2 separate regions of the Homo sapiens genome follow, and region 2 is linked to region 1. The links are chromatin loops, found by intact Hi-C in ENCODE. Cell type or tissue: dorsolateral prefrontal cortex. All regions are shown on one strand. Each heading gives the region's core, and the rest is flanking DNA. Links, peaks and the distances in the headings are about the cores only.

Region 1 (16,133 bases), core at 3,910-11,909:
AAAACACTGCCCGGTAGGCAAGTACTGCCTGTGCCCCATGAGGTCTGGGACAGTGCCCGCGGGTGTGCGTCCAGGGGCATCAGGAGTGCAATGTCCAGGCTCTCTGCTCCGTGCAGAGGCTCCTGCAGAGCCAGAGCGCTACGAGGGGGAAGGGGAACGTCTGGTTTACATTTTAATTTTAAAGATACTATTCAAATGCGGTACCGTTTTTTCAGATCCGAACTCAATTTTGCCCGTTTCATATTAAATTAGTCATCTCATAGTTTGCATTCTGTTTTGTCATTTGGAATTTTAAACACAAATAAAAACTCCACGTGGTCCCATGGAGACAGAACTGAAATAACTCAAAGTTTGCATCTTCACCTCTCTAGGCATCCTGCTATCATTTTTTATTTGGAATCCACCATTCATGGTGAATCTGCAGCATCCCAGGGCTTGTCTTGTGATTGCACCTGAAGGAAAGGCAGCTCAGACAACACAGCCATAGAAACCCACTTTTGAAACAGCCTGAGTCCACATGAGTCAGGTGCCGGCTGTAGAACTGAGAATTCTCTGAATTAACTTCTGAATAGGATGCAATGTTTATTAAAGGATCTGTAATAAAAAGATGCTATTTTGAAACTTACATTTATTTATATAAGATTATAACTTATCAGTAATCATCATGAATTATTTAGACCTTTGATCAACAAAATATTTTTTTTCTAGAGAGGAGGATTTTATTCCTGATCTCTTTAAGAATTGCTGGACCATGATAATAAAAAGCAGAAAAGTTTTATCAGGATTACTATTATTGTTAACTTTTCTACAGACAATGCCCCAGTGACCTGCCCTTGGTAGATCACTGACTCGCAAGGTGGTTATGAGGATTAAATGAATTAAAACAATTAAAGCACTTAGAAGAGGGCTTGATATTAGCTATTACTGTTTTTTCTACAACACATAAATCCCACTGCTAAAAGAATCCACAGGTATTTGATGAGGGCTGCTCATGAATCTCAAAAATCCTTACATTAAGAAGGTGGAAATAGGCCAGGCACAGTGGCTCATGCCTGTAATCCCAGCACTTTGGGAGGCTGAGGTGGGTGGATCACTTGAAGTCAGGAGTTCAAGACCAGCCTGACCAACATGGTGAAATCCCTTCTCTACTAAAAATACAAAATTAGCCAGGCGTGGTGGTGCACACCTGTAATCCCAGCTACTCAGGCATGAGCCACCGTGCCTGGGAAGTTTATTTATTTTTATTGTTTGTATGGTATTGTATTGTATGACTATGCCTCCATTTATTTATCCATTCTACAGTTCATGAACATTGGAGTTGTTCCAGATCTGGGCTAATAGGAACACTATGTTAGTTACCTTTCCTTGGTTACTAACAGGGTTGGGCATCCTTCATATGTCTGTTGGCTATTTGGATTCCCTTTTTTGAAACGCATATCAGGGTTTTGGGGGCCCATTTTTCTATGTTTTGTTTATTCCTTACTGATTTATAGACATTCTTTATGTAGTTTGAGCTCTCTGTCAGTTTTATGTTCCCCTAATATTTTCTCCCACTCTGTGGCTTGCCTTCTCGCTCTCTTAATGTTGTCTTTCGATTAACAAAATTCTTATATTTAATGTACTCGAATTTATCAGTTTTCTTTAACCTTCTAAAAGCTTTTTTTTCTTGGTCTTTTCAACTTGGTTTTCACATATACTCCACCTGGAATTGAATTTTGTATATGGTTTGAGGTAGGGGCCTCATTTCATGTTTTCCTTGTGGATACTCAATTGTCCCAGCCACATACATTTTTAAAATAGTTTTTTCTCTATCCTCCTTCAATTTTATCTTTGCCATAAATCAAGTGTCCATATATATCTGGATCTCTTTAAGAACACTCTATCCTATTCCATTAATCTATTATCTGTCCTTGTACAAACACTAGGCTGCTTTAATTAATGTAGTGTTATTTTAAGTTGATACTGGGCAGAGCAAATCCACTCTCTTCTTTGTTCTTCAGGAATAGCTTAACCACTTTTGGTCTTTTCATTTCCATATACATTTTAGAATCTGCTTGTTGGGATTTCAGTTGGGATCAGTAAATCTATACACCAAGTTCATGTAGGATTGGTATTTTTATGACATTGAGCCCTTCAGTGCATGAATATGGTGTTGCTTCTCATTTATTTAGGTCTTCCTTAATAAAAATTTACAGTTTTCTGCATAGAGGTCTCGAAATGTTTTGTTAGATTTATTCCTAGGTACTTGATATTCCTTTCAACACAAATGTAAATGATATATTTTTCTTTTAAATTAATATTCTAGCCATTTGTTACTAACACAGAGAAATGTAGTCGATTGTTGTGTAATGAGTAGCCTTGTAAAACTCACAGTTTCTAATATCTTATTCTGTCAGTTTTCTATGTATTCAATCATTATCTTCAAAATAAGAATACTTTTGCTCTTTCCTTTTTAAATCTTTGTGCATTTTAGTATATTTTTCTTGTCTTACTCTATTGGCTGAAACCTCTACTCTAAATGTTGAAGGGAAGTGGTTATTATGGGCATCTTTGTCCTCATCATGATTTCCAGAGGAAAGTATTTAATATTTCATTATTAAGTTAGATGTTTGCTGAAGATTTATTGTAGGTAAACAATATCACATTAATAAGTCCCCTTCTTTTTCTAGTTTGTTGATAGTATTTATTTTAAATAATAAATGAATGTTACACCTTATACTTGATTTTTGGATCTGTGAAACAATCACGTTTTTGCTTTATATTCTCAGTGTGATGAATTATATTGATTGATTTTTTTAACATTAAGTCAGCTTTGTGTCTTTGAGATAAACTAAATTTAGTAATGAAGTATCCTTCTATTTCATATCCCTGGATTCAGACTGACTTTTTCTGTTGTTTAGAATTTTTGCATCTACGGTCATACATGATATTCATCTGTCATCTCCCTTCCACTACGAATTAAGGTTTCAAGTCTACACTAGTCTCAAAAATGAGTTGAAGAATATACTTTCTTCCATTTTCTGAAAGACAGTCTAAAAGATTGGAGTTATTTCTCACTTAAATATTTTGTGAAATTTATACATATGCAACTTCATTACCTAAAAAGGGCCATCTTCCAAATTACATTAAAATTTACACAATTACATAAAATTTCAATTGTAATAAGTTATAATCATGTAAAATTGCAACCACATAATTAAAAAATTTAAAATGACAAATAGATAAAAATCACATAAATTACAATTTTATAAAAACTACATAATACATTACAAAATTACATGACAAAACCTTCCTCAAAACAGGCTTTGGAGTCAGACTGTCTCTGTATGAATTTTGGCGCTGAGGACAGGCTGTGCAATCCTGTGCCAATCTCTTTACTCCTCTGACCTCTCAACGTCCTTATCTACCATGGTCCCTCTACCTCCTTCAGATGTCAGGAGGAGTAAATGAAACAATGATATGTAAATCAATTTGCCCTGAGCTTGGTCTATAAAAGGTGTTTAATATTTGGTAACAACGTTCATGATTATATGTTAATAATTTATTCACTCAAGTGTTTATTGAGCATCTATTGTGGGGCCAGGCATGCTGGATACTGGGAAAGCAACGGGAGGCAAAATTGGATGCGGCCTTTCATGCACCCGGAGCAAGGATTCAGCGTTTGTTCCCGCAGAACCATGACCCACCCCCACTGAAATGAAATGGAGGCCAGTGTTTACCGGGCCACCTCTGCGTACCTCTTTTGAGCTCTGCATATTGCTTTTGTGCCAGATGGGCAAGAATAAATGAAAGCAGCCATTTCTGCTAGGGAGCAATCAGAGCTTAATATTGAGCTTTTTGGAAACTGACTCGTAGCAGTCATAGGCAAGGGCCACTTCCTTGAGGAAATGAATGAAGACGTCTTGCTTTTCCTAAGCTAGGTTCCCCGTTTGTATTTCTTGACAAGGGCCAAATGTGTCATACAAAGGACTGTTTTCATTGTCCCTGTTTTTCAGTTTCCTCCAAGCCCTACCAGCTTCTCTGCTTCTGCAGGAAGTTTACCAGGAAACAGGTGCACAAAAGGAAGAATTTGCTGAGGCCCTGGCAAACTGGAAACTGAATCCAGGTGGCCAAGGTCTAATCCTCCCCTACACCAGGTAATTTCTCTCCCTTGCATCTGATCTTGTGAAGTCCATAGTTCTCAGGTGGCCCATGGCTCCTCCAGTACTTCTGGAAATCTTTGCACCAGTGCCTTTTTTTTTTAATTTTTTATTTTTTGCCATACATGGCTTTGATTCTCTGCTACACATTTCTCAGATGGTTTTATGAGACCTCAGGAATAATACCTATTTCTTGGCTTTGTGTGAGGACTCAGTGAAACATGTTAGGAATGCTGTGAAGTCTGGTTGGCAGTGCAGAATAAGGGCTCATTTATTGGACTGGTTGTTGGGTCAGGTGGGGCAGTCTATCTGTAGATATACAGACACATAGATCAATGAACATACAGATGGAGATACAGCTATATAGATAGATGCACATGTACACATACATATAGTGTATTCACATACATGTATTAATTCAACATTTTTTCTTTTTTGAGATAGAGTCTGAGTCTGTCACCCAGGCTGGAGTGCAGTGGTGCGATCTCGGCTCACTGCAACCTCTGCCTCCTGGGTTCAAGAGATTCTCATGCCTCAGTCTCCCTAGTAGCTGGAATTACAGATGTGTGCCACCACCACGCCTAGCGATTTTTTTTTTTTCTATTTTTAGTAGAGACAGTGTTTCGCCATGTTGGCCAAGCTGGTTTTGAATTCCTGACCTCAAGTGATCTGCCCTCCTTGGCCTCCCAAAGTGCTGGGATTACAGGTGCGAGCCACTGTGTCTGGCCTAATTCAACACTTTAACAAATAATCCAGTGCCTACTATATGCAATTCACTGTATTCATATTTACATGAGTGGATCAATTATTAGTCCTATTTGTGAAATCCAAAAAAAGAATCTAACATTTGAATTTACGTAAGAAGTGTTGGAAAAACTGTTTTCCCAAATGAGCTAAGATGGAGGAATGGGACTTTTAGGAGTCGGCTTCACAAGTTACCTGCTAATCATTGATCTCAATGTAGGCTAATCCCAGGCAGTGAGAGATGGCCATTCGAGGGCATCACTGCAGAAGACCTGGCATTCTGCCTCCTTTTGGAGTCAGACTTTGGTCCCCTGCAGTGTTTGCCATTGTGGGGGCATCAGATGCTGATGGGCAGAATGAATGTGGAGGAAGTTGGCTTCACTAGGGCAAGGAATGAATGGCCACCACTGCTTTTGTGCCAAAGGACTAAGCCTCCCTGGGAGAGAGGACAAGAACAGGCTGGAGGAGGGGTGCCCTTCATCATCTTGTGAGCATCTGGGCCAAGTTCAGGGCTGGTGCTCTCGTTCAGATAGATTTAGCTGGTGGTGCAGAGATCCGTGAGCTTGCTTTTACAGGACTTTAATGATATATAAAAGCAGCACGAGGTGCTCCTGACTGTGGATTAATTTGGAGATGACTTTCTCTGTTGAAGAGTAGCAAGACTCTCGCGAGTTCTTAAAAATGCACTTGTTTGGTATGAGAATGAAAAGCAGTGGCTGAAGAACCAATCTTCAATGGGCAAGCCTTCTCTGGTAAGTTAAACAAATTCAGGCTGGGATTTAGAGGAATTCGTGCTTGTGTAAGGATTAGGGCATGCCAAAGTGAAAACTCCAGTATGCAAAAGTATTACTGAGAGGTGATTTAGAAATACAGATACTTGCGTTTATTTGACAGATCTGGAGCAGTTACTGTCTGCTGCAAAGGTTGCCACTACGGATGCAAGAGGAAAGGGCCCTCATGATTTCTGTTTGATTGTGGCCACCAAGACTAAATGGCGGAATGTAGGAATTACAAAAGCATGGAGGAAGGGAGGGAATTTTTGCAACTCATGAATAACCTTGTAAATGGAAAAGCCTGCTTTACCCCTGAAAAAGGAATAAAAGACTTGAGTTTACATGAGAAGTGTTAAAAAAAATTTCCCGTATACCCTTGCCTTCTGGTTAATTCCATTTTAAAATTGTAATTTAAAGCTAAATTAAAAGTAAGCCAATGTTGTGGAGGCGTGGAGTGGAATACAAGTACCTGGGCCCCACTTCCCAAGATCTGGATTTAGCTGGTCTGAGATAGATCCTAAACTCTGAATTTCTAACAAGCTCCCAGGTATGCTGATGCTGCTGTTCTGCACGTCATACCTGGGGTGGCACTGAGTGAGAGGTTGTTAGTTTTCCATTTTTGAAGGTATTGAGCAGAGAATGGTTCTCAAATTTGGCTGCATTAGAGTCAACTGGGGAGCTTTAAAAAAGCCCTAGTATCCTGACTGCATCCCAGATCAACAACAGCAGAAAGTCCCATAAAAGCAAGCTCATGGATCTCTGCACCACCAGCTACATCCATCTGAACAAGAGCACCAGCACTGAACTTGGCCCAGATGCTCACAAGATAATGAAGGCTGTGGGGTTCAGGCATCTGTATTTTTAATAGCTTCCCACATAGTTCAATGTGTAGCCGAGGTGAAGAACTGCTGCTCTAGGAGGAAATTATTTGAGGCAACGGCAACCAAAGGTCTTAGTCATCATGAGGTGTCAGAATCACTTTGGAGACCACGAATATTTTGTAACGCTTCCTGTCCTATCTTGAAATGAAATTCACAGATTGTATAATCTACTTACATGCATCATTACAAAAAGTTCTTTCTGTAATATAAAGGAGAAACAAAAGAGAAGTTGAAAAAGGTAACTTTTGGTAAACACACACACACACACACACACACACACACACACACATATTCGATAGGTAAATGCTTGGGCACAAGCTCTCTAGAAGACGTAATAAAGTATCCAGGTGTTTGTCTTGTAAGAATGTGATCCCGACAACCCCAGAGCCAGGCCAAGCCTGGAGCACAGGACCAGTGACTCAGACACTACCGGCTTGGCGTCATGGTGCCGTGGTTTTCCATACTGGTGAAAAACGCTCAGTAAATTTCTAGGCACAACAACACACGTTGACTGACTCTGGGTTCCTGCATATTCCGCTCATACTAAACCAGGCGATAATGCTCTATGATTACGTGTCAGAGAGTTAGGGCCTAGGGTAGGTAATTAGCAACTGGTTGTTCACCGACATGCATTTCAGGCTGAATTTTGAGCATTTCAGAAATTCTAGCTTCCCTCTTCCTCCCCCAAATGCGAAGATGTCTCCACTATAATTGAGCAATCACAAACGGCCCCTTCCAATGTCTCAGGGCTCCCCGTTGAACACCCATGTGGAATAAGGAGTGAAGGTGAGCTCACTGAAATGCACTCGATGCCAGTTCCACCTTCCACACCGGAGCAGCGTCCCGCAGACCAGGGCTGGTGGGCGAAACTGGTGGGCAAAATGGGGTGGGCTGGATAAAGGACTCCCACCCCAAATGGCTGCAGGGGCCTATTTGAGGGAGTGGAGAGAGAAGGGTTGCGGGCTTCCAGCCAAGCTTTACCCTCACTGAAAGTTCAGGTTCAGGGCCCAGTCCCCCAGCGTGAAAAAGGGACCCTTATAAAGAGGTAAAGGGGCTTCCTTCAAATCCCCTGCACCCGCGCCCCCTCCCTCAAAGATAATCCTGGGAAATATTTAGCGATCTCCAGTGCCCTCTAGTGGCAGATACTTGTCATGCCAGGCACCAAAAGATGGTTAATAATTTTTATTGTTTAAAAACATCACACAAGCCCATGCAGGTTCATACAGTAACAATCTCAAGCTTTCCTGCATTTCCTTTTATCATCCCGATCTTACTACACCCCTAGAGAACATTTACATTCCTTTCCTATGCATTTACAAATGATATATATGTATATTATATATTCGTTTCTATATGTTACACAGAGATGTAGACATGTAGAAATATACATTACATGTGCACATATGAAGTGTATGACTTATAAATAAGCATAAAATATATTTTGTATGGCATATATGTGTATATATTTTATATTTACAAATGTAAAAATATTTTAAAACTTTATATAAATATATAAAAATATAATACATTTAATTCTATGCTTTATACAATATGTTTATATAAAGTTTATGCTTATATTGATAATATATTTTTATGTACTATATAAAGTCTGAAAATATATTGTATAAGGTTTATTTTTATTTTTATTTATTTATTTTTGAGACAGGGTCTTGCTCTGTTGCCCAGGCTGGAGTGCAATGGCACAGTTCACTGCAGCCCCGAACTCCTGGGCTCAAGGGATCCCCCCACCTGAGCCTCCGAAGTAGCTAGGACTACAGGTGCAAGTTGCCATGCCTGGCTAATTTTTTGTAGAGACAGGATCTCCCTGCGATGCTCAGGCTAGTCTTGAACTACTGGGTTCAAGCAATCCTCCTGTCTTGGCCTCCCAAAGTGCTTGAATTACAGGTGTGAGCCACACACCCGGCCTGAGGTTTTTAAACACAAAGTGATCTGACTGTTTTACCGCTGCATGCTGTTGTGCAGTGTGGAAATAATCTGATTTGTTTGATTTTTCTCCCCTACAGATGGACATTTAGATGCCTTTCATTTTTCTTCCATTGCAAGAATACTTTGTACATATATGTGAGTTTTTCTATAAGAAACACTTCCAGCTTTTCATTTAAGTCAGAGACTCAAATCTGAAATGCAAAAGCTTGTAAAACTGTGAAGTGTTAAAAATCATCCCGCCAAAGGAGTGAGGTGAAGGGAAGTTTTATAAAATTGGAATGGAAGGAAAAGGCTGGACAGGAGTGGGATGGCGTGGCTGAGAGGGAGATAGGAGGCTGGGTATGGATGAGGAGTGGGAAGTGTGGGATGGCGTGGCTGAGAGGGAGATAGGAGGCTGGATATGGATGAGGAGTGGGAAGTGTGGGATGGCGTGGCTGAGAGGGAGATAGGAGGCTGGGTATGGGTGAGGAGTGGGAATTGGGAACACCGTTTTCACCTAAAGCTGTATTCAGGGCCTGGGGTTTTTGTTTTTGTATTTATTTAGAAAATAGATAAAACTTCTATCTGGTTCAAAATTCGACAACAACAGAAAGGTGTTAGATCTCATCTTCCTTATTCTTCTGTCTTCCAGCCGCTCCGTTCTCCCCAGCAGAGCCAACTAAAGTAATCAGCGTCTTCTGTATCCTTCCACAGATAGTACATGCATAAGCAAAAAGAAAAAAAAAAGTTTCTTTCTCTTTCTCATTTTCCCTTCAAAAACCACCAATAATTGTACCTGACATACATAGCCTGCCCCTTTTCTTCATTAAATAATGGGAGATTATGTCATTAGGAAGAAACAGATTTCTTCATTCTCTCTGCCTGGCATTCCATTATGTGGATGAGGTGTTATTTATTTAAGCAGTCCGCACCTGAAGGACATCTTGGTTGGTTCCAATCTTTGCTATGACAACAGTGCCACAATGAGTAGCCTTGTACAACTGTCATTATGTGCATGTGTGGGGACACATGTAGGATACAGTCCTGGTAGTGGAATTCCTGTCTCAGAGGGTTTTTTAAAAAGAACTGCAAGTTGCCGTCTGTGGAAGCCTTGCCAGTTTGTACCCTTGTGTGTTCTGCTTCACCTCTACCAGCACCGGAGTCACTGAGCGTTATGTTATTTGCCAACTGGATAAGTGAAAAATGGTATCTCAGGGCACGTTATGGGACATGTTAAAGTATAAGTGCAGCCAAATATCTTTTCAAACACTGATGAGGGGCCCTGGAGTTTTAGTGCCTTTCTTTAGAGGAATTTTAGGTGCTGGTCTTACTGACTCGGAGCCTCTTCCTCAATCTGCATCGCCTTAGCTGACCCCAGTGCACTTTAGGGCATTACGTGGATTTGGGGTTTTCTCATCCTGCTCTCCTTCCTTTGGGAGTGGCCTCCAAGGCAGCTGTCTTCCCATTCCCCTTGCTTCCCTCCTATCTCCGTCTCAGCCACGCCATCCCACTCCTGTCCACAAGCCGGGTGCATGAGCCATTCCAGAGGGACTTTACCTTGCTGGAATAAGCGTGGTAAGGGGCCTGGGTGTTGTGGTCCTCCCTCCTTGGGCTCTGGTGCTCTGGTTCCCAGACTGTGACCCACGATCCTCTCGCGTCCAATGTGCGTGACCTCTCCGTCCGATAGCACAAGCAATTCTCAAACAGCCACTTGAGCTGGACGCCCCCGGACATGCCCTGCACTTTTCCAGCTTTACATCCTGGCCTGTGTTGCCCCCTCCATGTGTGATGCCCTCCTTGAGTCCGGCATGGGTGCACGGCTGCCCGCTCCAGCAGGTCAACCCTCGGGCCCATGAACTTCCCCTACACAAGCTCTTGTGGCACCAACTGTCTTCCTAGGTGGTGGCCACACCAGGAAACATTTCCCAGCCTCTCATTGCTCTTGAAAATTGTATCATCAAATAGCAGCACATGTTAAACAGTTAAGAAGAAAATTAACATGCAAAATTAACAGAAGAAGAAAGAGAAAATGCAATCTGCCCAAAGCTGTTCTTGACAATTTTTGGAGTGATTTAATGTTATTTTAAGTTTTATGAAGAAAGTACAATCTTATCAATATTTGTATCTTGCTATTTCATATTCACTGCAATTTAATATGTAAAAGTTACCACAGGGACACTAAGTGGTAAAGAGTTAATGGTCTTCCCTGATTCCCACTGCCTGAGGCCAAATTTCCATCCACGCCAAGCATGCTTTTCAGCATCTCCACCTTCAACTGCTGTTATCTGTCTGCCCTAGCTTCTTCCAGCGCCCCAGGGAAAAAGCTGCATCACATTTTGGAGGGAAATAAAGAAAGAGAACTAAAGACCTATTGGATTTCAGCCTTTGGTTGGTGGTTAATAACCTAGATAGCTCAGGCATTTTCCAGGCTGGAGTGCAGTGGTGCCATCATAGCTTACTGCAGCCTCGAATGCCTGGGCTCAAGCAATCCTCCTGCCTCAGCCTCCTAAGTTGCCTAGTTAATTTAAAAAATATTTTGTAAAGACAGGGGCTTCACTATGTTGCCCAGGCTGGTCCCAAACTCTTAGCCTCAGGAGATCCTCCTGCCTTGGTATCCCAAAGTGTTAGGGTTATAGGCCTGAGCCACTACACTTGGCCCAAGAATTTAATTAAAGAGGTGGGATGAGCAAAGAGTTCCTGGAGGGAAGCTAGCTTTCACCTGCCTTCCTGCTACCTGGAAGGTGCTGTTTATGAATTCAGGATTCATCTGTCCACATTGATGGTTTTCTTAGCTTGTGAGGTTACTGAAACACCATTATTACAGATAGAAAACTTTCCCCAGTGGCCCCTTGAGACAGGTTGAATAATGTCACTTAATCTCTATAACCTTCCTCTTAAATAGGCATGGTCACTCTCTCTTTTAATGATGAGAAAAACGGGAGAAGAGAAGTCCATAGAAGGATGGAAACTTGGCCTCAGGCGGTGGGGCTCAGGCCCCTGCTCTGTTCTGGTTCCATGCACTTAGTGGATGGGAAGACCACTAACTCTTTACCACTTAGTGTCACTGTGGCAGCTTTTACACATTGAATTGCAGTGAATATGAAATAGCAAGATACAAATATTAATACAATTGCACTTTCTGCATAAAGCTTAAAATAAAGTGAAGTCACTCAAAAAAAGGTCAAGAACAGCTTTGGGGCAGATACCTTCCTTCCTTCCTTCCTTCCTTCCTTCCTTCCTTCCTTCCTTCCTTCCTTCCTTCCTTCCTTCCTTCCTTCCTTCCTTCCTATGGAGATATTGTTACAGGGAGGCCTATGGGATCCTGCCTAACTAGTTTTGGAGGCAAATGCTATGTGGGGGCTTGTAGGAGGCAGCGCTGTGCTTGCTGGAGTTAAGCTCTAACCTGAGTTGGGTTTGCATCCAGCTGCTGGTTGGTCCAGGGAGGTCTCCAGCTGCTGCTTGGAAACCAACAAAAACAGTAGTGAGTTCCAGAAACGTTGGAGTAAGGTGGTGACTTGGTGATAAAAAGTATTTCTGGAGGAAAGGGAAAACACTCCCATTTTATTATCTGTGAAATCTGGTGGCCAATGAAACCACTTCCCACTGACTTGGGTGGGGAAGGCAGATACTTAGATTCACGTTCCCAAAGGAGAACATTATGCAATGGAAGATGTAGCTTCACAGTATATCCCACTCTGTCAGGACTCTGTGCTGCATATAAACTCTGATGTGAAAAGCATTCTTCCTCCCTGGGATTGTGCAGTTCCCAGGCTGGGCAGCTGTATACTCTAGCCCTGGATAGGTTGATTTGTTTAAGGAAGGCTGTTTGCTAGCAGGTATACAGAGATAATGCATTTTATATGCAGAGTTAGTCTCTTTTAAAAAGAGAAAGCTGAAAAAGCCTGAAGACATAAAAAACAATCTATTCACTCCTGCGCCTCTCCCTTCTGCAGACACAGAACTTCCCTGGCAGCTCTGATCTGGGGGCTTCCTGTAGGTGCAAAGACCTGGTTCTTCAGACTCCATCCATGGAAGGAGGGAACACCAGTCACGGGGAGGTGGGCTCTGCACTGGGTTCCAGACACAGCAAAACAGGGCCTGGCATAGGTAGGAAGGGGAAAAGGAGGCCCTAGTCAAAGGGCAGGGCAGCCTCAAAGTTGACCCCAAGGCTGGGACCAGGGGGTACTTCTGCTCCTTTCTGTACCCAGAGTCAAAAGAAACAGTTCATTCCTCTTAACCCTTTCATTGAATCCTCCCCGCAACTTGGCACCCCTGAAACCACATAGAGAAATCACTTCTGTTGTAAACCCTTTCTTGGTGGCCCCCTGTGGCAGCAATGACTTAAAGCCTCATCACTCATGATAGTTGTGTTCTATAAAGCTGCCACGAACACTGAACTAGTAGACGCTGAATCGTTGCTCCTAGGAGAAGCATAGGGTTAGATTCCTGCTGGCCTCTGGTCATGTTTTGTCAGCTGATCGGTACATAACATCATTCTATGTATGTTTCTGTTGACAGATGCCTTGTTGGTGGTATAGTGTGAATCCATTAGCACTGAACTCAGGACCAGCAATGGTGTGACTCAGGCCTGAAGGAAGCTTTTCTAGCACATGGATTTCCTCTGTAAGGCACCTCACAGCCTCTCGTGCCTGGGAACTCTAGCCAGCACTGTAGCACGATGCCTAGGGCCATTATAAATGTGAAATCACCAAAGAAACCCCACAAAAATGTGAAAATCACGGCACTAAATAGACCACAAAAAGGATGCTTGTTTGACTGCAAACAAGTATGAGAACTGGAACCAGAAAGTAGGATGTCATCTTGTTCTTCCTTAGCACTGGATGACTCAAATTTCTCTCCACTCTGCCAGTGTCTTTGAATGACCAGGAAATTGCTGGGAATATTGATTTTGGGATAACAAATAAATTTTATCGACTAGCTGAATTTGCAAATATGGAGTCCACAAATAATAAGGGTTGTTTGCATCTTGAGTTAATTGCCATTTAAAAACAATGTCCTTTTCCAGTTTGTTCATTCATCGTGGTCCAGGTCTCAAAAGTGATTCCTCCCAGGGGTCAGGTGGGCAGTGCCAGGGTCTGGTGGTGACTCAGGTGGAACAGAGGTCACTGGCCTTGTCCAAAGGAGGCTGCAGCTCCTTTCCTCCTGCAAGCTTGGTAGGGGTTGGGGCCTCATCAATTTTTCTTGGGAGGGGCCCATAGTGGCATCTGTGTGAGTGTGGCCAGGGATGTCTCTGGAAGAGGGGGTTGCAGACTGAGATTTTCTGTTTATTTGGAGGGTGAATTTGGGGTGCTGAAGGGCACTGGGGTGTCTAGGGCTTCCTATGTCTTCCCTTAGTGCTACCTCTGGGACTCCATTTTGTCAGAGTTCCTGATATTTCATGAGAAAGCTGGAAATCCAGGTTTTTTTTTTTTTTAATCAGAAATGTCAGGATTTAAAAATATAAGCAGCTAACTAAAAATTCAAAAATCCCTAACCATTGTGCAAGCCAAATGAAATAGGCATAATAAACATGAGCTGCTATGTTCCTAGGTGCCTGGTCAGCTGGGATACAGGTGAGGGGCTGACGGCAGGTGCAGGTGACCCCCTTGCCCACTGCCTGTCCATTCCATGTGTTGTTGCTTGGACCCATTAACATTGTCTGCCTCATATTTCTGTTTGAAGAAAGTTCTGCTACGTGGGTGAGTCTTGTCTATATTGAGAGCAGGGTTGAGCTGCAGTCAGTTATAAAGTCTACCTTCAGTGGGATATTATAAGGGTTCACATGAATTGAATTAACAACATTTTTATATCTGAGGCTACACAATCCTAAAGGAAATGTGACTTCTACAGAGAGAATGAAGATGTTCCTAGCACTTTCAAATATATCGAGCGTTCTCCAATAAGTGTATTTTTTTCATCTTGTGCATCTTGTGTATGAAAGCTTTCTGTGAGGTTATGTCCATGAAAACAAACGCCTTTTTTTCTTTTCCTCATAAAAGCGGAATAATGAAAGATAAGGTTAAGGTTACACCATGGCTACAGTGGTTGTCAACAAGCCTTTTGAGATTGTCTTTTTCTGTTGAAATCAGTTAATGAATTGGAGTTTTCCACTGAGCTCACAGAAGGTAGCTTTTCAGATCTGGGAGCAGATAATCAGAGAGACACTTTTTCCATGCAGCATGTTGAAGGGCATCATTTGGTCTTGTGGCTACACCAGCTGAGTCTGGTCCAGGACCAATCTCGCTAATTACCACAGGTGGACCTTTGGCCCAAGGAAGCAAACAAGGCTTTGGGGCACTTCTCCATGGCCGCCTTGGGACCCTTCAGAAGTGATAAGCCGCCAATCTGGAAGCTGCTTGGGTGATAATGATTCTCGAATGGGCTTTTATGTGGACGAGCAACATGACCTAAGGCACCAGGGATACCAGAAAGGACACTTTTTATGCAGCTTGAAATGTGAGTAGAGAGCAAAACAGATTTCAAAAGACGAGCACCGCCGCTCTCTCGACATTATAAAGTGTCTTCTGAGTGACAACAGTGCATCCTTGTGCATGAATTGCACTTAAGCTTTGTATTTTTGGAAAATAACAATCTGTGTTTTCTGGTTACTATAGACCCAGTATGGGCCTAGAGGTTTTATGTGTGCAGGACCTCATTCGTGTAACCCTTTCAGTGATTGGGAGAGGCAGGAGTGGTTCTTGCCCCCATTTTACAGGGGAGGAGACGGAGATCCCTAAGCTAGTGAAGGATCCAGCTGGGACTCTCTAGCTGAAGTCTGTGGATCCCAAAGCTTGTGCTTGTTGAGGATCAAGAGATGATAGAACTTGCAGTGGCTTGGATGTGGCAGGAACTCATTTCACTTATCTTTTCTCAAGACATGGGTGGTGGGAGTCGTCAGGCTGATAGAGCATCTGACGGGAAGTTAAAAGAAATTTAGCCTGGTTAGTAGTGTGTTTGGAATCACCTTGTAGGGTTTACCTTAAATCATGGGGATTGTTGCAGATTCATTATCTATGTAAAAAAAAAAAGCCTCTCAGTGATGCCATGGGAGGGCCATTGTGGATTACTGCTTGATTAATCACGGCTGAGTAGGGAGAGTTGCTGTCATTTTCCTTTTTCTCTTGTTTCTGTGAAGTTCCTCACCTTCCTATCTCAGCCAGATGTCTTCATCAACCCCATCTCCTCCCAGCTCCTTGGGAAACTTACCACATCTGTTTTCTTTTTACTTTTGAATAGTCTTTTTCTGTCAACTGGACTCTTCTTATTTTCTTTTTCACCAATGTTGCAAAAGTTGAAAGAATTGTACAGAGAAAATCACGCACTTACCACCCAGATGCCACAACTGGCATTTGCTGTATGTGCTGGATCACACATCTGGTCTTCTGTCCATTCTTCTAACCGCCCACCAAGACTTTAAAAAAATGCATTTCAAAGCAGGTTGCAGACATTATATACTCGCTTCCTACACACTTCAGCCTGCATACCACTGACCAGATTTCAAGATTCATTTTTGTTGCTTTTTCTGTTAAGTAAAAATTTACAGTGAAATGCATAATTCTCACATGTAGCATTGGGCAAGTTTTCCCCATTAGCTTTTAATACATCTGCTAATCTCTCCTATTAAAAAACCAAGCCAAATCTGCCCTCACCTCAGGCCCATTCAGCTACTG
Region 2 (16,133 bases), core at 4,644-12,643, 51 kb before region 1:
CAGCGGCCGGAGTCCGGGGGCTGCGGCTGGAGCCATCGGTCCGGGTTGACATCATATACCAGCCCCTGGGAGGTATAGCCCTTCTCCCTCTTTCTCCTTAACTTCTCGCATTGAAAAAAATTTTGGAGACCAAGTTCTTTCCCGGAACTAAGGAGGCTTGAAGAGGAGGGCAGAGGACATCCTATACAGGTGTTAAAAATCTTTCTACGGATCCGAGTGAGGGGGTCCGGGCTTACATGGCCCCTTCCCCTTTCACTCCCAGCGTCCAACCCGGGCTGCGGCTGCAGGAATGGAGGGGACCACGGCCTCGGCAGCCAAGTTTTGCTACTTACGGGAGTACTGAAGGCCCTCGGTGCTGGCCAGCCAGCGCGTGTACGGGTTGTCGCTGCTGTCGTAGAAGGGGTTCTTCAGGGGCAGGCTCTGCACCGCGTCCAGGGCGCCCTGCCCCAGCGGCCCGGCCCTCTTGGCTGGCTCGGGCCCCTCGTTCTCTTCCTCCGGACCTTCGGCCACAGAGCCCTCCTCATCGTTGGTGTCCGGCAGGTCTAAGATGTCCTTGACCGAAAACCCCGTCTTTGTGTTGGTCAGCGACATGGTTCGAGACCCCAAAATTTATGTCGCAAAGTTGTAGCTTCACTTGGTCAATTCGTGGCGCTCCCCTGCCCCGGCGGGCGGGGGAGGGGGGAGTTGGGGGGAGGGACTGGGGGAGGGGAGGGGGGAATTGGCTTTAATTATTGGGATAATTATTATTTTTAAAAAGAGAAAGAAACTGGGGATGGGGAGGAAAAAAATGAAGCCCAACCCAGTGCCTCTCTCTGTCTTCTTTGAAAGCACGCGGAAATGGACGCAGGAAGCCGGGCGGCCTGCGCGCCGAGCGCCGCGGGCCCCGGCCTTAGTTTCTAACTCCAGGAGGGGTGCCAAGGCGGCGTCAGCTCGGGCTCCGGCGGCCGCTCGGCGCGCGGTGGCGGCTGGTGGCGAGGAAAAAATGGGCCATTGCCCGAGCGATCAGTCCATATAAGGCTGGGCTCCACTCACGAACCTGGGGAGGCGGGGAGAGGGGGAGAAAGAGAGGGAGGGAGGGAAAGAAAGAGGGAGGGAGGGGGAGCGAGAGAGGGAGCGGGAGAAGGGTGGAAAAAAGGGGGAAGAGACATTAAAAACGCAAAGGTTGGCCACGTGTGGGCGGGTCTTGGGAGTCAAGTGGATGAAGACAGTATTTGCAGATGTGAAATTGTGGGTTTTGGGGAGCTCCGCGCTCCCAGCCAACGGCCCTCTAGAGCAAGATGAGAGGTGTAACGTGTCAATTAATTGCAAAGACGGGGCGAGCCTTTTTTTTTTTAAACCCAGTATTTACATACAAAGGGCCACCGCGTCGCTCGCGAGTCCACACACTTGAAAGGGCCGTTTTAACAAATTGCATCTTAAAAAAGGTGGGGGTGGGGAGGAGGAGGGGAGAAAACAAAACAGAAACCAGGAGGAGGGAAAAAATCCTCTTTAACATTCACCGGTTCCTACCTCCCCGCCCCCGCGCGCCCACCCCCGGCAAGCCGGAAAATTGGCGATTTGTGGCGCCTTTGGAAAAGGGGGAGGGGGCGAAGGCCGAGCTGCGGAAATCTCTCCTTTCCATCGTTGGTGGTTGCCTAAACAAGATCCGGTTCAAATGGCAAGAGCCCAACTTCTGTAAGCCTCCTAGGTCAATATTTTGGTTGAGGCTTAAGGATGAGTGCTAGAAATGACAAGGCAAGTAATTGATTCCAGTTAACCGCGAGAGAGCCCAAAACCCAGGAGAGAGCTCCGCTCCGGGCCGGCCAGAGCCACCACCAAGCGACCCGCCCCCTTCCAGCCGCCCTTTATTTGCTAAAGACTCATTTATTTCCTTCACTCCGCCTCCCCCCACCTCCCACCCCCAACCCCCCGCCTCCACCTCTCTGCGGCCAAGGAGGACGCGCAGTTCACTTTCTGCTTTGCGGGCGGTCCCGGGGAGGGCGGGGTAAGAGTGAGGAGCTCCAACTTCGTCTGGGGTCGGACCCTGGCCCTGCTGCCTCTGGGCTCTGCGGGCCTCTTTCCCCGGGTGGAGGAAAGGGCAGACGGCCCTGCTCTTTCCTGCCCTCTATTATCCCTCCCTCTCCGGCCCCCTCCCTCTCCAGCCTCTGGCTAGAGGTGGAGCAGCGGGAAGGCGGCGGGGCGGGATTGCGGGGGTGGGGGTGGGGGTTGTGTCTCCAGCCTGGGTGAAGACCCAGAAAGCTGCGGGGGAGGGGGGTCGCTGGGTGGCCCGACGATGCCTCGTTTTCTCCCCAGTTTTCTTCTCCCACGCGAGTTCTTTAGTGTGGTCTCTTTTTGGACGCCTTGGGTGCGTTCGGAGTACGCGCTCCACGTTTCCAGGTTAAGTCAGGTTAGTGTGAAGTTTCCAGCCACTCTCGGCTCTGGGAACTGAACTTTCCCGGGACTTGCACTTCCTCCTCGGCGCTGGGGTTGGAAAAGACCACGCCGCATTTGCCACCCCTTCTTCTAGTTAAAACTTTTTTGGGGGGGGGGTGCAGGGGTGTAGATTGGCTACCTGATGCTCGTTCGCCCCAGAGGAGTGTCAGGAAGGAGCTTTGTCTGGGGGCGGGGAGGGGCACAGAAGGCCACCCCTGCGGGGTCCAGGTCTAGTCTTCCCACAACCTGGGCTCCTCCGCGCGGGCCAAGCTGAGCGCGCGGGCACCGGGTCCTCCTCGCGCGCAGCTGCAGCGGACGCCGCCGCGCCCCAGCTGCCCCCGGGTTGCCAGCGCTGGGTGAGGGCACCTCTCCCCGAGCCGCTCGGCGGCTTTCTGCAGCCCTAGCTGCCTCGCCCCCAGTATGTGACGTGGGTGACAATGGCCCAGGTTAGAGCAAGCCCCTCGTCGGCGCGTCCTGGGTGGTCGGACCCGGGCAAACACAAATACAAACCGATTGCTAAGCTGCGGACAATGAGCGAAATGTAGACAAATGTCCCGCTCCCGTTGGAAGCCTTTGTCCCGGCTCGGTTTTTGCATTTATTTCAGTGGCGAAATAATACATGATTGACGCTCTCTTTCAATGTGTCCTAACTGTTTGGAATAAATCTAAGGTTGTTCCTAGTTGTCATGGCATTCAACCCTTTTCAATGGACTATCTCTTCATTCATTTCTGAATCCGTCCACAATATTAAGGAAACCCCTTCATGTCGACGCTCCCCGATTCCTCTTTCTCCTCCTACTTTTTCTTTTCTCCTTTCTCCCCCTCCTTCCCCCCTTTTTTCCCCTGGAAGAATTAGAAACTTGTTTGAATCGTCTTCCTCGAACCCATTACTTTTCGTGCTTTTTTTTTTTTTTTGCTCGCTTTCCGTCTCTGTCTTTCTCAGCGCCCCCCCTCCTCCGCCCTTTCACGTGGGAGCTCGTCGCTCTGCCCCGTCGGAGGAGGGAAGTTGGTTCTCCAGGAGTCGGGGAAGCGTCGAGTTTGGATCCAGGGGCGGGAGTGGGCCTGCCACTGCTATTGTTACTCAGCTGCTAAATAAATAACTGGAGAGAAAAAAAGTTCCTCAACCCAAGCGTTGCAGCAAAGACCCTCCTTTTGTTCCTCCTCTTATTCCTCAGTCCTAAGGGGGTGGAGGCTGTCTTGGGGTCCAGGGCAGCCACTAGGTTGGGGACCCAGAATAGGATCTGGTTGGGCCAGGCAAATTCTTGGGTCAGGTGGCAAAGGGGTCTTTGGCAGCAAGTGTCGTTTCTCGCATATCCCCAGAGCCCTCTTAGGTGGGGGAGTGCCCGCAGAGGCCTCCCAAAGCGTGTTCATTTCTTCAGCTGGGAACCACCTCGCTGAAGTTCCATGTAGTTCCCAACTTCTCTCCCCCTTCCCCAGCATAGTGACCCTTTCTTCTCAGGATCTAAATCAGCACCGCTGCTATTGATCAAGTCCCCTCCCCTCACCCGTGGGAGCCTGCAAGGTCCGCAGAGCGCCTGAGAGAGGATTGCTTTCCTAGGGGAATCCTGGCTCCTGGAATTAATCACGGGGAGGGAGTGCTGCCATAGGCGCCTAGAGAAGGAGGCCCTCAGCCCAGTTCTCAAAGGTCGGGTTTGCCTTTGCGCCTGCCCCTTAGCCTCAATGACCAGCCGAATCCTTCTGGGTCTCAGCTTGCGGTGTCCTCTTGTCGGAGCACCTGAGGCGCCCACTTCCCCTGCCCTCGCAGGACGCCTCCTGGACTCCGGCCCCTCCTACACTTTCACCCCAGCGAGTCTTCCAGTTTTTATTTCCCCTGGCCTGGGGGCAGCTGGGCAGGGAGGGAGAGAATTGGAGAGAGCTTCGGCCTTGCCTCCTCCGCGATCGGTGCTTCCGGGTCCACAGCACTCAGCCTCTCCCGGGACCTCGAGACTCATTTCCCCATCACTTCTCGTCCGTGTGGTTCCCGCGTCCATTTCCAGAGCGTTAACATTTGCAATTGAAAAGGCGCTGGGAGACCGCTGGGAGGTCCGTAATTGAAGGGGAGAAACTGGGCTTGTTAGTGGAAGATCATAAAATGCAAGTCCCCCAGGAGCGGCCTGTGGACGCCGGGAGGCCTGCGCAGGCCCAGCTGGCGGCCAGGGCAAGTCCGGTGCCCAGAGCACAGTCCAGTGTCTCCTCAATTTCTTGGGCCCGGCTTGCGCCCAAAGAGCCTAGGGGCCAGGCGCCAAACGCACCTTTTCTGTCCCAATTAAACAGGTGATTGCATCCTGAGGACTCCCCAAGAGGCCTCCCCGAGAGTACCACAGCTAGGCCTTCTAGAGCCCAGGAGCTTTGGTTCTCTGCGATCCCGCACACCCGCAGGCTGAGAGGCCCTGCCCCGCTCCCTTCCCCCTCCGGAGGGTTCTTCAGTAAGGGCCCACCACTCCCACCCTGTCAGCGTCTGCCTGCACCAGTTTCAGCTCCTGGTCTCCCCCACTCGGCATTCTTTAGTAAATTCTTTCCAGGTACCGTCTTGCACCCAAGCGAGTTCAATGTCCTCCGTTCCGTCAAGTTTGGGTTTGAGCTTTGGGCTCAGCTGCCGTGGTCTGGAGACCTCGTAGGCACTCTGCAAGATGCCTCGTTCTGCTGCATGCTTGGGGAGGAAGTTGAGCTGGGTGCTGGAAGTTCTGAACCCAGCATGCCCCGGGCCGGAGGAGATTTGCTTGGTGTCTCCTTAGCGTCCCGAACACCGCGCGCCCCTGCTGGGGTAACCTGAACAGCTGGACCCCTCAACTCGATCTTTATTATCAGCATTGGGGCTCCAGATTCCGTACACATCTCTAGCTCTATTCATTCTTCCTAGGTTGAGAACGGACGCATTGGGAGTCCTACGCCCGGGGGAAAGGCAGGAGAGGGGAGGAAGAGAACCTGTGCCCCTGGAAGCTAGAGGAGAGCCTCGCTCTCTCTGCTGCTCTGGGTTCCGCAACGAATTGAGTTCGGGTTCAGGCGGCTGGAGCGGGCGCGGGGAGGCTGAACAATCGCCGGAGGCCCAGGAGGGGAGGCGAATGTACACAGGCTAAGTGGCCCCACTCCAGGACAAGTGGCCCTCTAAGTCGGCTCAGTGTTTACCTGTTTACTTTCCCAGGTAGCTCAAACACGAGCGCCTTTTCTGCGCTCCAGGGCACGGGGGCCGCCCAGAGGCACCCTGCTTTCCCGGCTTCTGCCCTCCCACGCCTCAGCTTTACGCCCCCTGTTGTGGGGGTGCGCTCTAAACAACAGCAAACCAGGCAAGAAAGGAAGATACAGGAGAGCAGGCGAGGCCTCGGCACACCCTACGGAGGGGAGCCTTTCTTGTGCCTGTGGAAGAAGTGGGCTCCGTGGACGGCATCCGACCCTCCCCCCATCCCTGTTCTGGGCACCTCTTTGGAGACGGCGCTCGCATCCTTCCCCGTTCAAGCCGGTGGTGAAAGCTTGCAGTGCAGGTACCTGCCCCCTGTCCTCCTGGGGAGTAAAGGGCAGAGAAAGTCTTCGGGGGTAGGGGTGGGGTCTTGGGGCCTGCTCTAAAGAGGGGGCGACCTTGAGGAGCCCAAAGCTTCAGCAGCCCTAGGCGGCACACCTCACACTCCCCACCCACAAAAGCGCTTCCAATCATTAAACACACAAGGTCTTTTCCCTTTATTTGGAAACACTAATTTGTTTGACTTCATTTCATTTCTTCGTCTTTTTTTTGGAATGAAAAAGGGTTGAAAAGAAACTCCTTTCCTGGTACAGTATGTGGCTGAGCTCTCAGGCCCTCGCACATCCCATCTCAGATAACAACCTTCAAGTGGATTAGTTTATTGTCTGGTTAGCGCCAAGGTGCAAGCGTTTGTCTTCATTCACTCCGGAAACAAAGCGCGTTGCACCTTCCTGCTCCAGCAAGGATTAACGGCGCGGACACAAAGGTTTTGTCGGAGGGGGAAGGTTTATTTTATCTTGGGTTGGAGACTCAGAGCGTGGCATGCACTTGAAATCAATGGGGAAGGAAAATGTCACCCAATCTGGTCCCTGAGTGTGGCGATAAAGACGTTCACCTTAAGGATGGCATCTCCAAAACAGCCCCACTTTGGCTTCGACTTCCAATGCGGGAGCAGGGGCTGCAGGAAGCAGAGGTGTCAGCTCTCACGTCCTGGATGAAAGAAATAGGGGAATGCACCCCAGGAGTACTACCCCGTGCTGGGACCTTTGCTAACCAGAAAATGAAAATCCATCCCAGCTCCAATTGCCCTCACCTTCTGCCCCCGGAGAAGGAAACAGGGTCATAGGAAATCCCTTCTGTCTGTGGGGTGGCAGAGTGGAGTCTCTGGGTTGGGGAGGCCTAAAGCTGTGTGAGTCTGCAACTTTGGAGAGGCCAGACCGTGCCCGGCAGATCTCTGGCAGGAGAGACTCACAGCCATTGGACAGGTGGACGAGAAAGTGGGCATTAGTGTGAAAAGAAAGGAAATCTCAGCCTGCTTTGGGTTCAAGCCTAAGGTGAGTTTTTTTTTTTCCTTTGGTCCATATTATATTAACTCTTTAAATTGCCCCAGGAAGGGAAGAATGAGTGGATGCCTCCCAGATGGACAATCCTCCCAAGTCAACTAAGAAGGAGTTGGGTAGATAAGTTCTCCAGGCCCAGAGACTTTCAGATTCTGTGTCTGGGGGAAAATCCCCACCCCGTTCCTACAGAGTGGCGGGAACCCCATTGATGCCACGGAGAGAACTGATCCTGGGACCTAGAGCCTGGAGTCCCCCTGCGATTAACTGTGGATGCAGGAGGAAGGCATCTAGGTGAGCTCCCTTCTCCCTATTCTTTTTCAAGGCAAAATATACAACACTTTCCCAATTATCTGCCTCCCTCCCACCACAAAAGGGGCACATATCTCCCAAGGATGTAAATAGTAATAGAAATTAGTATTTGTCTTTCTATTAATCAGCTTCATTGTGTGGGCATAAGACCCTGCGGGCATATGTTAGGACTTTGATAAATGCACTTTAATGAGATCTTTAAAAATGCATCCAATAAAATAAAAGGCGAGGAAAGCCGTTTAACTTTCATGGATGTTAAATTGAACACGAACTGTGGCTCCGGGCACGCTACAAAATGGAACCGGCCTCTCTCCAATATTTTCTTTAAAAACCTAGCTTTAAGCCCCCCTCGGGCCAAACGAGCCTGTCCCAGCCAATCCATTATCACCGGTTTATTGGGGAACCAAACGCCACGTCCCCCTGGGCGAACTCCTTGGCTTTATTCGTTCGCGCTGCTCTAATGACTAAATATGTTACAATGAGATTACGCATCGTCAGTGTTGCCTTCAGGAACGTTCTTTCAGCCAAGCCCGACCTTCCCCGGATGAGGGCGATTTCAATACGGGAGATCTGGGTTTCTCCAGGAAACACGCGCTGAAAGCACTCTCTTATCTGAATTTACTTCTTAACACGTGACAAAATCATTACCACAAGACTTTGGAAAACAAGCGGCTCTCCTAACGGGTTGCATTCAGCACTTAAAGCTGGGTCGGGCAGGCTGATGTGAAAAGTAGTTGTCGGTGGCGCGGAGAAGGCACGCTCTTAGCTGGAGCTAAGGGCTGGTTCCGGGAAGGACAGGGAATGCACCCTTGGGCCCTCGGGCACAGAGAGGGGGTTCCTAGGGCTCTGTCTCTCTCTCTCCAATGTGAGCCCCAGAGGTTCACAACCTTCCCCTAGACGCAACGTCCCCTTTCCACCCCCAAGAGCCACTAAAGTCGAGAAGGCGCCAGAGGAGCTCCAAAGGGCCTCCTGGTAGTGTGTGCGTGTGTGTTGTGGGAGGAGGTTGGGGCGGAGGGGGCGCCCCTCGGAGACAAGGACCCCACCGAGGTTCATTTCTGATCCTCTGGCGATCTCTACTGACACAAACGAGAACTGTCCGGCGCCGGGCGCGGCCCAGGCGACACTCGCCTCCCAAACTCCAGTCTTCAGTCGCCTCTCCAGAGACCTCAGTCCACTGCGCGGGCCCTCAGCCCCGGCTCCTCCTGTCTGCGACTCCCACCACTTGCCCTCGTGCTCATCACCACCGTCCCCTCACGTCCCAGTTCCGTCTGAGGAGAAGCCCCTGTCTCCACTGGGCGCCATCTCCAAATTACCTTCGGGACTTCTGCCTCTGTTTCAATCCCCGATCCCGAGCTCCCTGCGACGCACAGGGGGCGACTTACCCGGTGGAGGTGGGTGCAGCGGCCGCCCCTTCCTCACCGCGGCCCCGCCAGCCGAGGCGCAACCGGCCCCGGGCAATCGGGAGGGAGCTAGCCAGGCGCTCCGCGCGCCCGCTCCGCCTTCTACTCCCGGAGCTGCGGCGACAGCCCCGCCGCATTTCAAGGCGCGTCTTTATCTAGTACTCCACCTACCCGGACCCCCCTCGCTCTGCGCCCTTCCCCCACCGCGCGCCCTACCAGGCGGGGCTCAGGGGACCGCAGGCGGGGACCGCCGCGGGTGCCGCGCCCCTCCCTCCTCCTCCGCCTCCCAGCCCCGCACCTTCCCAGCCCCTGGGACAGTCCCGCTTTCCCTGACCGCACCGGAAAGTGCGCAGCGGCGGGATCACCTGGCCTCGGCGGCTGGTAAAACTTTTCCTGACTGCAGGCGCGACAGAGGGGCCCTGCCCGTCCTCGAGTGCTCGCCACTCCTGCCGTGATCCGCAAAGTCGGGGAGAACTTCGGAGGCCCGCACTTGCCCACCTGCTGCGTCCGGACTACGCGGCTTGGGGATCGAGCCGAGTCAGGACCCGGGAGAGCGAGGGGCTCATAACCGGGGTCCGCCGTGAACCCGAGCTCCGGCGCCGCTCGGCGGCGACGACGGTGCCCCGAGACCCCTCTCTGCTGGCAGGCCGCGGTGACCGTGCCCGGAGCGCGTTCCCGCGCCGGGCGGCTGTGGCAGGAGGACCAGACAGTCAGCGCCTGGCAGCGAGGGCGACGCCGGGCTTCCTCCATCGCCACCGCCGGGCTCCGCTGCGGCTCCCGGGCTCCGCCGGGTGCCCCGCGCCATCCCCATCCCGCGTTCACCGGAAACGCGTGCGAGCTGGAGGCTCACCTGGAGCGCGACTGCGCCGCTGGAGCCTCGGCTGGGCGAGCGCGCAGGTCCCGGCCGCTCTTTATCCCGAGTCGCGGGCGGCTGCGGAGTCGCGGGCGGTCGGGCGGCGGCTCGACGCGGCCGGCGAGCGCTCCCCCTCCCGGCTCCGGGCTCCTGGCTCCAGGCTCCCGGCCCAGCGGCCCCACCCTCCTAGCTCCGGCCCCGCGGCCACCGCGCAGCCCCAGCGGAGGGGGCAGCTCCCCCGCGCCGCGCGCGCTCTGTTTGTTTTCCTTGCCGGACTGACGTGAGTCAAAATATTGGCCATATGTTCAGCGGTAATAAATTGGGTATGAGCGCAAACACACTTGGGCTTCGATGGCTCTTTCAGCTGCCACATGGTAGGCTTTGCGGGGAGGGGGCTTCCACCCCGCCTCGGCCCCCTGCCCCCAAACGCGCGGGTAGATTCCCTCCCTCCTGCGCCCCTCTGAGCAGGAGATCTGGGACCCCAGGTTTCTCCTGACCCTCGCCCCTCCTCCGTCCCCAGCAGTGCCTTGGACTCCGCAGCTCCTGGCGAGCCCGGACTGCTGGTTAACAAGGTCGCCATCTATAAATTGCTCGGTCGCTAAGACGCCATAAAACCAAAGGGCCAGATGTGGCACGTTATTTATGTGTGAAACCGCGTTTACACTAGATACGCGGATCCAAGGCCGATAGCACGACTTCGCGGGAGGTCACAGACCTCTCGCCCCGGCTCCAGGCTCCTCCCCCAGCACGATCTCCTCTCCAGGTTGAGGGGTGTCGGTCTTGCCGGGAAAGGGATTCACCCCTGCAGCCCAGGAGGAAAGTGATTTCAGTGCGCTTGTGCCAAAATGCCACCTGTCCAGGATTAAAGGCAGTCTCTGGGGTTTATTTCCGTAGCTTTCCTCTTTCCCCTGCTCTTGGCTTCCTTTTATTACGGGCCCCTGGGAGGCTGTTTTATTTTCCAGGCAGTTGATACGTTTCATGGGACCTAGATCTGACACAGCAAGGGTAGTGTGCTAGAGATGCCCAACTCTGTGGGTGGGCGGGATTTGAGGGTGGGGTCTCCTGAGCCCTGAGGGAAGGATTTTGGGAAGCGGAGCAGTTCACCTGGCTGAGGGAGCACCTGAAATTATTCTTGCCTCGGGCGGTGGTCGACTCCAGTGTCGCATGTCACCTGCCTTATTTAACTTGAGGGGCAGCCGGAGCACTGGGAGAGGCAGCCCTGGCCTCGGAATATGGAATCCGGTGGCCCTGGGTGCTGCAGGAAAGGGAAGTAAATACTCTGTTCTAATAGAAAACAATCGTTTTGCTTTCCTTCTTCAGAAGGCGGCCTTAGGACTGCATGTCCCCAAACTGGTCACCTCGCACTTTACTCACATGAATTCATTAACAGTCATTGTCTCTCCATTGCCATTATTTTACTATTTCTTGAAGTGAACCAAATTCTCTCTGTGGTTAATAAGCACTGAGCCAGGCCCCCTACCTTCCTTTTCATCTTCAAAACACCTGGGGTTCCCTGAATGGCATCTTCCGTCTGGCCAAGGAAAATAAGAGATGAAAAATGTTGCCCTACTGCAGGGAAAAACATAAGCATTTCACTTTACTATTACCAGTTACCCCAGGTCTGTGTTCACTAGATAACTGTCCTTAGGTGGCTGTTAAGGGTGGAAAAATGATGCTGTTGAAAGAGGGTGGGAGAGAAGGGGAGAACCAACATGAGCTGGGGGTGGGGAGGAGAGACCCATTTGATAGGGGCAAAAAGAGCTATAAAATGAACCTCTGAACCTGAAGTGCTGAGCAGGAACAGTGACTCTCTGGGTTTGCTCTCTTGGGCTTTAGATGAGCTCCTAGAAAGCTTTAGTTAACTGCAGAAAAACCTGGGACTAGCTTCAGGGCTACAGGAGTGGTTGATCTTGGGAAATTACACTGTTTTTCACTCTTTTTTCTTGGATTTTTACATCTTTATTTATGGTTAAAAACCAAACTATAGGGTCTATTTTTGGGTTTACATTACCTCCAAGTGGAAGCGCTGAGATTACAGATCAATTGCTTCTTTGGGTGAAAATATTGCTTCATGACCAAAATTAGACAAGGGGATTTGAAGGCAGGCCTTCACATTTGTAGTCTTCGTGGGAATGGGTGTCTTTGTCTCACAAGTGCCCTGTGAAGAAGCTCATGCTTTCTTCCTGCATGTACCACAGATATGTGCTAGGCAGAGGATTGAGACGCAGACAAGGAGCTTAGAAAGTCAGTGTCTGGTGCTCCCAGGGTGGAAAACTGAGAGACACGAAGCAAAGAGTATATCAAGGCAGGCTTTACATCATTCCCTAGTTAGGAAAACCCATTTTAAACCAGCAAATGTAGCAGGGCATCTACTAGTTAACTGATAATAAAAATCCATGACAAAGAAGATGCAGTGGGGAGCAAGCATAAATGAAATACGACTGCTTAGATACAACTCCTGTTTCTTCTCTTTGGCCTTATTCAGCAATCCGGTGCTAAACTTCATACACTACATCCTCCAACCTCAACAGATTGCATGCTGTTCTTAGTTCCACCATCTTTTATGCTATTCTTACTTCAGAAACATTCCTGTCCTACTCATGGACTCAAAATTCACTGACTTTTCACACTGGAAAAACCTTCCTCCACGAAGCTCCCCGCAGACGCACCATCAGCTACAGTTGTTCCCCTCTAGGAGTGATCAGTTCTCACTTGCAAGTCAACACATAGTCAGCGGAAATAAATACTCTAGTGTGTTTTGACTTGAACTAGGATATAATGGAATTGTCTTGAAAAGAGTTATTCAAAGGTCCTCTCATGGAGAAGTTCTTTGCTTGTTATAGCTGTTGGCCCTGCTATGCAGTTGATTCAACTAAGGAAGCTAAGTGCCTTGCTCACACCTTACCTTAGCCTCACGTGTGGCCTCCAGAGAGGCACCATGGAGGTGAGAGCTGAGACGGAGTCTGAAGGAAGTAAGTACCCCAACCCCAGACCACAAAGGGCTCTCAGGAAGCAATGTACTTCTGCAAAGATCCCAGTGCACAATGGGGAGCTGAAGATGGGCAATGCCTCTCCGTGTGCCCTCAGCAAGTGAAAGTTTGAATGTGCTCTCCAGCAGACTTGATGCTCTTCCTTCAGTTCCTTCAGCAGCAGAGCCAGAAGGCAAGAGTCATGGTCTTATGAGGCTCTTGGGCTTTCAGAAGCCAAGAGTAATACCAGTTCCTTCTTATCTCCTGCAGAGAACCAGAGAACTGGGATAACAGACACTGCAGGACACAGATTGTTTTGTTAAAGAGTTGGCCACAGCCAAATAATTTGGCAACATGTATAAAATCTTCAAGAAGCAACAATCAAATTCATCTAGAGACAGAAACCAGACTAGCAGTGGCCTAGACTTGGGAGATAGGGGCTGGGGGGCTGGGGAGTAAGGGCTGAGGGGTGTGAGGTTTCTTTTTGGGGTGAGAGAAATGCTCTGAGATTGATTTTGGTGATGTTGCACAAATCTGTGAACACACTAAAAGCCATATTCAGTAGACATTAAATGGGTAAATTAATGTACACATTAAATGGGTAAATTGTATGGTGTACGAATTACATCTCAATAAAATAAAGCTGTTTAAAAAGCCAATGCATCTCTTGTTTATGTGGGCTAGAAGGTGCTGGGATAGAAGCTAGGAGGGGAGGGAGGCACTGGGGGAAGACAGGTGATCCTGAAAGTTGTCTTCCATCTTCCCAATTTTTATTCTGAGTATTTTCAAGCACACAGAAAAGTTGAAAGAATAGTGAACATTTGGGTATCTTCCACCTGGATTCAACATTTGTTAGTATTTTGCCACATATACTTTATCACTCTATATAAGTGTACTTTCATTTTGCTGAACTATTTGGAATGAAGATTGCAGAAACTTCCCCATGGAATAGTTCAGCAGGCATCTCCTAACAATACAATTCTTCAATATAATCACGACACCATTACCACACCTTAAAAATTAACAATAGTTACATAATACTGTGTGATATTAATTCTTTATTTACATTTCTCACATTTTACCAAAAACAAAATGTATTTTTATAGCCAGTCTATTTTTTCCATATCCAGGACTTATTCAAGGCTCATGTACTGTATTTGGTTTACAAAATATTTTAATGTCCTTATGCTCTTTTGATTTACAACAGTCTTCCTTATCTTACTCCCTCCCTCCTTTCCTTCCTCCCTCCCTGACATTGACTTTTTAGAACCCAAGGCATTTTTAGAACACCCTACATTCTGGATTTGCCAGATTGCTTTCTCCTGGTGTTATCTGCCTTGTTCTTCTACCCCTGCATAACTGGAAACTGGATGCCAGATCTGGAGTCATGATGAGGCATATGCTACACATTTGTGGGAAGAATGCCACAAGGTAGTGTGTCACATTGCATCTCATTAGGAGGCAAATCATGTTCTTCTATTAGACAGGCTAAGTTTGATCACTTGGTTAAGGTGGTGACCACCAAATCATCTCATGTGAATTAGTAAGTGATTGAGAAGTCACTGAGGGATAAGTGACCTTTGGCATTGTTTCAATATTCTTTGTCACTGAGTAAATATCCCCATATTCTCCAACAACTTTTCACCTAGAGGCTTGTAGCATTCATTGTCTGAATTCTCCCGTTTTTTTCTACATGTACTTGGTTTTTCTCCTCCATTTCCATTTCTTTTAATTTTGTTTTCCCTTGTAGTGTTTTCCTTCTCTTCAGTCCATTCTACTGGTGGCAATGAGGGACACTATTTATCTCAGCTGCTGGCATTCAAGACTAAATAAATGATTGACTCAGGCATCCTGTTATTGCTTTCCAGTAAAAAGATGCAGCAGAAGACTAGAGGTTTGCAGTGGAAAATCATGTCACTTTCCAGTAATATTGGTTTAGAGAAGTATTAAATTTGACACGTAAATCTGATCCTTTGGTTTTTGGTTGGAGGGTTTGTATTTGTGATGTATTTATCTTACAGATGCAAAGCCCCTAGATTGGAACAGGACTGAATTGCACTGAGTCCTGTGGTTAGAAGGGCTCCAGGCTCAAGGCAGTCTAGAGGGTGGGGCAGTTGTCTCATCACAGTGGGTTCACCATAGGTTAGCTCCTTCTCTCTTGCACTGCATGGATCACAGTCAGTGCCCCCTCCTTTTTCTTTGTCCTTCCTCCCTTTGGGGGTTATGAGTACCCCACTGAGAAAGGGAATGTCAAGGCAGGGCATATTGCTCTGGCAGGTACAACATGGAGAATAAATAATGAGCCTAGGTTTTTCCTCGAAGGCATCATGCAAATGTAAATATTGGAAGTAAAACACTTAGAAAAAGATGTGCAGAGAGAGTGGATTGGCATTTCATGGAATTATTCTGGATTCATGGTCGCCGACTCTCTGACATGTCTAACATGTTAGGAGTGGGAGAGCGAAGGCAGGAAATTATACTTAGTTATACTTTTCCCATCCTGAACAGCTTTCCATAGGTGATGCACAATGCATCGGCTGAATTACAAGGTTTGCTTTTGAGCCCTCTAGGGTTTTCTTTGAGAAGTTAATATTTACCTGACCCTGGTGAGTTTACACGCTTTGGGTGATCTTTTGGGAAAAAAGGTATCATGGCTGATATCTCAATAAAGTAAAAGATAAGGCCTGGTCAATTACAGCAGCAGGGGAAGAAAAAATTACATTTAGACCCAATCACAAAATTGTCATCTAGATTATGGTTGTCAAATTTTAACTGGTGTTGATGTTCTGTTGTGGATAGAAACAACTCATCATAAATCTCAGCGATTCTTTGACAGTTTTCAATTTCAATGGGAAGCACCATGGAAGTGAACTTGATAAAGGACTTGGCAATGAGGAAAAGTTTCCTTTTTTTTTCCTCTTGTCAATTTAGAGCTCATCTGAGAATTTAGAAATCTTCTTGGGTTTAACATTTAAAATTGTTTGCAGATCAACTTTTTATATTGTAAGGATTTCACTTCAGAGAAAATGGCATGGCCATTCTGCCTGCCACAGAGGGAATGAAATGACTCTAGACTTGTTCTAAAATGATTGAATTGATACATTAACAAGCGAACTGTTTTTACGTAAACGGTGTGTTTACTGGACGTATTTTTTTGCTGGGGGTGCAGTAACAAGTACCACAAACTGGGTGGCTTAAAAAGCAGAATCTTATAATCTCCCATTTCTGGAGGCCAGAAGTCCAAAGTCAAGGGGTTGGCAGCATGGTTCCCTCTGAGGGTAGTGAAGGAAGGGTCTGTTTGGGTCCTCTCTCCTTGCCTTGTAGATGACCATCTTCTCTCTGTATCTCTACCCATCTGTCCATGCTTCTAAAGTTTCTCTTTTTACAAGGATGCCAGTCATATTGGAATTAGGCACCACCCTAATGACTTAAATTTAACTTGATTATGTTTGTAAAGACCCTATATTCAAATTAAGTCATATTCTGAGGTACTGCAGATTAGGACTCCAACATACCTCTTTCTGGACAGGAGGGGGCACAATTTAACCCATGACACTTTGGATGAGTTTAGGGTGGGGATGATGAAGATCACAGAAGGCCCAAAGGCTCCAAGCCATCGTACCCTCGTGATGCCAAAATTTAGTCCAATTCTAGTGCCTGCCTCTGAGTACAAAC

Evidence for each region. A loop is a pair of places that touch in the nucleus more often than their neighbours do. Peaks named below come from ENCODE experiments on the same cell type or tissue, not always from the same donor. Only the 100,000 strongest peaks of a DNase experiment are listed, where the experiment ranks them.
Region 2: a loop joins it to region 1, with 2.4 times the contacts of the local background. A loop is called at or near these places in 25 of 110 quality-filtered maps.

What each region holds. Positions count from the first base shown.
Region 1 is chr20:21,564,614-21,580,746 of GRCh38, forward strand. LINC01727 (long intergenic non-protein coding RNA 1727) reads left to right here and starts at 5,411. Exons shown (of 4, transcript NR_109880.1): 1 at 5,411-5,635. RefSeq lists an enhancer at 9,639-10,139. In dorsolateral prefrontal cortex, for the core only: CTCF peaks have their summits at 7,685 (motif pointing left) and 7,886; a DNase peak (open chromatin) is centred at 7,558; H3K4me3 peaks cover 2,116 bases; H3K27ac peaks cover 417 bases; H3K27me3 peaks cover 1,176 bases.
Region 2 is chr20:21,513,079-21,529,211 of GRCh38, forward strand. NKX2-2 (NK2 homeobox 2) reads right to left here and starts at 986. Exons shown (of 2, transcript NM_002509.4): 1 at 333-986. The coding sequence starts at 591. RefSeq lists enhancers at 2,683-3,183, 7,811-8,625. In dorsolateral prefrontal cortex, for the core only: CTCF peaks have their summits at 8,334 and 8,545; DNase peaks (open chromatin) are centred at 7,980, 8,333, 8,923 and 9,673; H3K4me3 peaks cover 3,403 bases; H3K27ac peaks cover 6,284 bases; H3K27me3 peaks cover 7,825 bases.